Regions from separate parts of the Homo sapiens genome. Here region 2 is linked to region 1. The links are chromatin contacts, found by Hi-C in ENCODE. All regions are on one chromosome and are shown on one strand. Each heading gives the region's core, a stretch centred on a gene start or an enhancer-like site at or near the end of the contact. The rest is flanking DNA. Distances are from core to core; before and after follow the strand shown.

Evidence for each region. A loop is a pair of places that touch in the nucleus more often than their neighbours do. Pooled maps may share reads with other maps.
Region 2: a pooled map shows a loop between it and region 1 (4-fold over the local background). The contact joins the promoter of LDLRAD4-AS3 here to the promoter of SEH1L in region 1. A Hi-C loop is called at or near these places in 1 of 37 single-sample maps with no recorded cell type and 7 of 50 pooled maps.

What each region holds. Positions count from the first base shown.
Region 1 is chr18:12,945,902-12,949,334 of GRCh38, reverse strand. It overlaps SEH1L (SEH1 like nucleoporin), which reads right to left and starts at 1,324. Exons shown (of 9, transcript NM_001013437.2): 1 at 1,103-1,324. The coding sequence starts at 1,213. RefSeq lists an enhancer at 144-745 and silencers at 677-776, 787-1,136, 1,177-1,626.
Region 2 is chr18:13,468,815-13,472,566 of GRCh38, reverse strand. It overlaps LDLRAD4-AS3 (LDLRAD4 antisense RNA 3), which reads left to right and starts at 1,549. Exons shown (of 2, transcript XR_007066301.1): 1 at 1,549-1,773; 2 at 2,269-2,540. The region is part of intron 4 of LDLRAD4 (low density lipoprotein receptor class A domain containing 4); the gene reads right to left.

The DNA.
Region 1 (3,433 bases), core at 75-2,574:
GGTATCAAACTCGAATGTGAAAAAGGATAAACTATCCTTCAGATTTCCAGTTACTCTGGAGTTGTCGAGAACCAAATAATCCGCACTCCAGCTTTCATTCATCCTGCAACACATCTGGGAGGTTCCTAAATCTCATGTAGCATCCCCACATTAGAAATTCTGCTTGTAGGCCGGGCGCGGTGGCTCACGCCTGTAATCCCAGCACTTTGGGAGGCCGAGGCGCCGAGGCGGGTGGATCACGAGGTCAGGAGTTCGAGACCAGCCTGGCCCACATGGTGAAACTCTGTCTCTACTAAAAAATACAAAAAAAAAAAAAGATTAGCCGGGGGTGGTGGCGTGCACCTGTAATCCCTGCTACTTGGGAGGCTGGGGCAGGATAATCGCCTGAAAGCGGGAGGCGGACGTTGCAGTGAGCCGAGATCGTGCCATTGCACTCCAGCCTGGGTGACAGAGTGAGACTCGGTCTCAAAAAAAAAAAAAAAAAAAGAAAAGAAATTCTGCTTGTCGGAAGTGTCTACAGACGTTTACGGGAACTTCAAGAAACAAACCCTCCGATTCCTGGGCAGCAAGCAGGGAAATCATTGGATGTAAATGGTTTGTATTTTTCTTCCTCGGCGTAACAAAGTGAGCTTCTGCTCTGAACCCACGGAGAAAACCATGTGCCCTGGTGAGAGAACACCGGCGGGGCACAGAACTCGACGCAGCGCCAGCCAGGCAAAGTCTCCCACCAGGTCCCACTGCAGGTCGTCGGGTGAACAGCGCGGGCAAGACCCACGACGCCGAGGCTGACGGTGGGATGCCCCTGGGTTCCCGCCCGCAGCCCCGGCAGCGCGGCCTGGGAGAGGGCCCGGCGTACCCTGCGGGCGGGAGCGCGCACGTGGCACCAGCTGCGCAGGCGCACGGGAGGGCGGCCCGCGAGGCCGCCGTGACCCCACAATACGCGGGCGGGGAGGGCTTCCGCTCAGTCCAGCCAGGGCTCGCCCGCCACCCCACAGCTTCCAGCGGCGTCACTGAACCAAGACACAGCCCCGTTCCCCGCGCCGCCCACCCACTCCCCTTCCTTCCTTCCGGGGTCGGCCCCGCCCGCAAGCGCCGCGCGCACCTTAACGCTCTGATCGCTGGAGCAGGTTGCCATCCGCCGCCCGTGGAAGTCGAAAGAGACATCGTGGATGAGATCCTTGTGGTCCGCCGCGATGCTGCGAGCCACAAACATGGTTTCCGTCGGGCCCGCGCCTCCGAAGAGGACAGTGGCGGCGGCAGCGGCGGCGGCGCGTGGCCCGTAGCCTAGCCAGACCTCGCAGCCCGGGAGCGCACGGCTTGTGCTGCCCACGCCCCCGCACCGCCCCTGCCTATCAAGCCCCGCCCACACACCCTCCGGTCCTTCAAGCCCCGCCCCACCCACCGGCCCGTCAGGCCCCACACAGTCCCCTGGCCCCTCAAGCCCTGCCCACGCCCCGGCCCGTCATGACTCGCCCCACCTTCCGGTCCCTCAAGCCCCGCCCCGCCCCCAGGCCCGTCAAGCCCCGCCTACCCTCCCACCAGAGCCGTCATGCCTCGCCCCACCCTCCCGCCCCCTCAAGCCCCGCCCTGTTCCCGGCTCGTCAATCCTCGTCCCGCCCCCGGCCCGTCATGCCCTACGATCCTGGTGCGGGTTCCTCCAGGCTCTGACCGTTCGGCGGCGGAGGGTGCTCTGCAAAAGGCGAGTTACCTGTGCTGAGAAGTAGTAAGAGCTTATTGGTATACTGTGCAAATGAAGAAAGATGAAAAAGTGAAGACTGCCTCTCACGGTCCTCGGCCCTGAATCATTTAAGTCGACGTTTGGATGTGTTTCCCCCCAGACACATGCGAGGCGCGCGGAGCAGGTGGAGAAGACGAACCGTGGGTTTGGTCAGGAGCCGCGCTCCGTCGGGACGGCTGAAGAGCAGGGAGGGCCGGGGAGACGCCTGAGGGGATGACAAGCAGTCCAGGCTCGGCAGCCTAAGAGCGAAGGCTGGACGGGGAGGAAAGGATCAGAAGTAGTAGTTTAAATGTGTCAAGATTTTACAGGTAGAACAGGCCTGGGGGTGCTAGGAGCCACCACGGGGGTAGGGAAATAGTATGAATTAGAAGAGTCCGCCTGTAGAAACGTGTCATCCCGGGGGAAGGAAGCGGCCGGGGAAGTGGGCTGCTTGCTACCCGGGAGCCAGAGTCCTCCGGGGAAAAGGAAGTGAAGAGGGCCAGAGCCCCTGGGAAGAGGCCTGGCTCAGATCAAGGATTCTGCCAAAACCGGAAAGTGGAGGAGCCAACGACTCGGGGGGTTTTGCTTATCAGGAAAAGGCATTCTAGAGGGCGTAGTGGTAAAGTTAGGATGGGAGACAGTGGAAGCTTGCGTCAGGGGAGCGAAAGTACAGAAAAAAAAAAAATGAGGCTGCAGAAGGGACTTGCCCTTTGGATTTTGGCCAGGAATGACAAAAATGTGAGGTATGGTAAAATTAGCAGGCTGGAAAGTTTTTTAAATGATTAGTCCCAGCTGTCCCCTGATGGATTGCACAGAAACCTGCAAAGAGAAGTGGCGCAATGACCTGACCTTTTTCAACCATAAATAAGATTTTATTGCTACTTTAAGAGGTGGGCCCCACCTCTTATGATAACTGATAACAACTATAACTTTTTTGAAGGTCAAAGACACTCATTTCCAAAGAAAGTGCTCACTATAAAAGTCCAATCAAAATATATTGATTATTATAAAAATATCAAAACAGTTTAAAAATTGTTTTAATTAAATTTAAATACAGACAGTAAACAGATCATTGGTTGCCAGAGATTATCAGAGTGGGAGTGAAGTGTTGAATTAGGTGAAACAGTGGATTTTTTAAAATAGACTTTAGTTTTTAGAACACTTTCAGGTTCACAGCAAAATTGAGCAGAAAATAGAGTTCCCGTATGTACCCCTACTGTCACACATGCACAGCATCCTCCACTGTCAACATCCCATACCAAAGTGGTACCTTTGTTATGATCAGTGAACCTACATTGACACATCATTATCACCCAAAATTCAGAGTTTGCATTAGGGTTCACTCTTGGTGTTTTATTCTGTGGGTTTTGGCAAATATATAATGACATGGATCCACCATTATAGTATCACGCGGAATAGTTTGACTGCCCTGAAAATCCTTAGTGCTCCTGTTCATCCCTTTCTTCCGACAACACCTGGCAACCGCTGATCTTTCCACTGACTGCATGGTTTTGACTTTTCCAGAATGGCATATAATGGGAATCTTGGAGTGGCTAGCCTTTTCAGATTGGCTTCTTTCCTTATAGTAATATGCATTTAAGCTTTCTCCATGTCTTGTCTTGAGAGTTCATTTCTTTTTAGTGCTGAATAATATTCCATTGTCAGGCTGTAACAGTGTTTATTCATTCCCCAACTAAAGGGCATTCTGGTTGTTTC
Region 2 (3,752 bases), core at 300-2,799, 520 kb before region 1:
GATTTCTCATTGGCGGAGAGGACGCCCAAACCCTCAGACCTGGCACCCAGCCTGGACAGGGTCGGGATCCTGCAGGCTCCACGGAGCAGCCCCTTTGTTTGTATTCTAATGTGTTTTGCAGCACAGAACAGAAGCTGCACTGTTATGCTGGAGCATTTCATGAACCTCAAGTCTTTTATCTGAAATCAAAGCTTAAATGACTTCTTTTATCTGCTGGCTCGTGGGCCAGCCCCGTCCAGTGGCTGAATGAAAAGGAGGAAGGCCAGTGCTGTCCCATTTGCAGGCTTCAATGAGCTCGACAGCCCTGGGATCTCAGAGAGCAGAGAGCTGATCTGGTTGCAGGGACTTCAAAGACAACAGGCGCAGGAGCCCACACTGCCTCAGACTGGCCATGGCCAAGCCCCGGCTGGATGGCACAATGCGAGGCCTTCCCTGACGGCCAGGCCCGTCCACCCTCGGTCTGGGGAGGGGGTTGGCTGGGAGGTGGGCAGCGTCTTCCAGTGGTGAAGATGAAGTCACCCAAACGAAACCCTTCTGCCTACAATTAAGAGTGCAGTTTCTCTGCACAGAAGGTGGAAATCGTGTTTTTATGACCAGAGCTTCCTTCTTCCCATGACTTCCCCTTATAAGATTGTGTCTTCTCTGGGAACAATTAGATATTAATTATGCGGTAAATGCTTTTTATAGTGCCAAAGATTCTATATATGCCTGAAAGAAAATAAAATAAAACAAACAACACTGTTCTTCAAGAAAAATGGAGTCTCACCGGTGAGCAATTCTTATGAAACAGGAGAATTTGGCTTGGCAGAAGCCACGGGGCCATCCCAGGTACCACTGTGAGCTGCTCCATCCTGCCTCCGGCACCTCCTCTTCACCCGGCACCTCCTTGTGCCATCCCGAGGCCGTCATCCCTCCACCCTCCCCAGCTCCACGGAGCCCTCCAGTGCTCCAGGCCACTGACTCTCCGAGTGGGTCCCTGAACCAGCAGCATCAGCATTACTCTCTGCAAACTTGTCAGAAATGCAAATTCTCAGAACACCCCAGACCTTCTGAATCTCAGGACAGTGACCGGATGTACAAGAGTTGGAGAACCAGTGCCTGGGCCTTTTCTTCCCCTCTTCTCTCCATTACGAAAGAAAAACAATGCTACATCCCTTCCAGTGGGGAGCCCATGCGCACTGTGACACGCTGTGCTGTGTGCATTCCACCGCCACTTCTGCTCAGTGTCCCGACACAGCAGACAGTGAGAGCAGCAGGACAGGGCAAAGGTACAGCCAGTGCTCACGCTGCTGTGATCTACACACAGCCTCAGCCAGACCCAGCGCATGGGTCTAACTCTCAGGTATCTATTCAGACATGGTCTCACGGAGGGCCAGGCAGCCTTGGGGCCCAATCACAAGCCAGTTAGAAAGGCCACGGAGTACAACAATCACTGGTTAATGATGTCATAACACTTTGAGTGCTGCCTACTAATTATGACATCATTAACAATCTCCAGCACTTTGCAAAGAGATCCCCAAGTTTGCTCTTTCACCCACAGTAAAGACACTCCCACACTTTGTCTACAAACGAGCTTCTTTTCACCAGGGCAGCCTGGGCGTGGAGAGGTGAATGCAGCTGCAGTGGCCGGTGGAGAGGGAGAGGGCGGTTACCAGGGCCACAAAGACCCCTGCTAGGCATTGCGTCCTAACAGGGGTCTTTGTGGGCACTCTGCTTGCCCAAGACACTGGGGAGAAGTGGAAGTTGAGAGCAGGGCAGCGCATGGGGAGTGAGGTCAGTGCTGTGTGTGGCTGAGGAGGGTGGCTGGGATCTGGGGAAGCAGAACTGACCCCAGCAGACACCCTTGCACCCTCATCCAGGCCCATACCAGAGCAGGAAGGCGGGAGTGCCATGACCAGAGGGTCAGCGATCCACTTCCCGCAACACATCCCAGCATGTGCCTCTGACTGACAGTGACTGACTCACTAACTCAATCAACAAACATGCCTAGAGCTCATACTAGATGCCAGACAGGGGCAGGGTGACTTCCTACACATCTCACAGGGCTCAGGGCTCCAGGACATTGGCTATTTTGCTGTGGCAGACATGAATTACGTGCCACAAGGATGGTGGCCAAGTGCTGGGTTGGTGAGGTGCCGGCGGAAGGATGAGAATCCACATCTCAACCTGACAGTATGATTTTCTAACCATCCTTATACACACTTCCAAAGTGCTGAAAACTTTATTTCCTCATGAAACACAACCATTCATGAGAGATTAAACTTGCAGGTGAGAAAATACGCAGGAAACACTTATTTCTCTATGAAAATATGAGTCTGAAGAAAGTCAAGAGACTCTACAAACATTTCTGCAGCCCTCTATTGGAGATTTGCAAAGGTCTGCATGTGCACCCCTTTGGATGTCAAGGGCTTACTGAATACCATTTCCACACGGTCTATCGCTATGTCAAAGGGCAACTGCTCCACCATCATTTCTGATCCACAGACCTGTTAGATGTTAGTCTGGAGAAGGAGAAATAAAACTCAATGTTGTTAATTGCACTCCAAATAGTCCCACGATTTTTTCTAACTTTTTATTGTAGTAAAATATATATAACAAATGTTGCCACTTTAATCATTATTAGATTTATTTTTAGAGATGGAGTCTCACTATGTTGCCCAGGCCAGCCTCCAAATCCCTGGCTCAAAGAATCCTCCCTCTTCAGCCTCCCAGTAACTGAGACACAATTCAGTGGTGTTACTAACATTTGCACTGTTGTGCAACTGTCACCACCATCCATTTCCAAATCTCTTCCCTGAACACAAAACTCTGTAACCATCAAGCAGTAAAGTCTCAATTCTTCCCTCCTCCAAGCTCCTGGTAACCTCTAATCCACTTCCTGTCTCTCTGACCTTGTGTATGCTAGATATTTCATATAAGCAGTATCATATATTTGTCATATCTTATATTTTAGTCACTGGCTTATTCCACTTAGCATAATGTTTTCCAAGGTTCATCCAAACTTCATTCCTTTTTATGGCTGAGTAATATTTCATCACGTGTATATACCACATTTTTTATCTCTTCATCAGTTGATAGACTTGTAAGTTATTTCCACTCTCTGGCCATTGTGAATAATGCTGTAATGAACAGTGGGTACAAATATCTGTTCCGGTCCTTGTTTTCAATTATTTTGGTTGTACACCTGGGAGTGGAATTGTTGCATCATATGGTAATTGTATGTTTAACTTGTAGAGAAACCATCAAACTGTTTTCCATAGTAGCTGCATCGTTGTAAACTCCTATCAGTAATAAAAAGGGGTTCCAATTTCTCCACATCTTTGCCAATGCTTGTTATTTTCTGATTTTTAAAATCATAACCCCTCTGGTAGGTGTGAAGTGGTATCTCATTGTGGTTTTGATTTTCCTTTCTCAAATAACTAAGAATACTTGGTATGTTTTCATTTGTTTATTGGTCATTGCATATCTTCTTTGGATAAATGTCTATTTAAGCCCTTTGCCCATTTTTGTGTTTGGTTATTTGTCCTTTTGTTGTTGAGTCTTTTAGTAGTTCTTTTTTTATTATTATTATACTTTAAGTTTTAGGGTACATGTGCACAATGTGCAGGTTAGTTACATATGTATACACGTGCCATGTTGGTGTGCTGCACCCATTAACTCGTCATTTAACATTAGGTATATCTCCTAATGCTATCCCTCCCCCCTCCCCCCACCCCACAACAGGCCCCGGTGTGTGATGTTCCCCTTCCTGT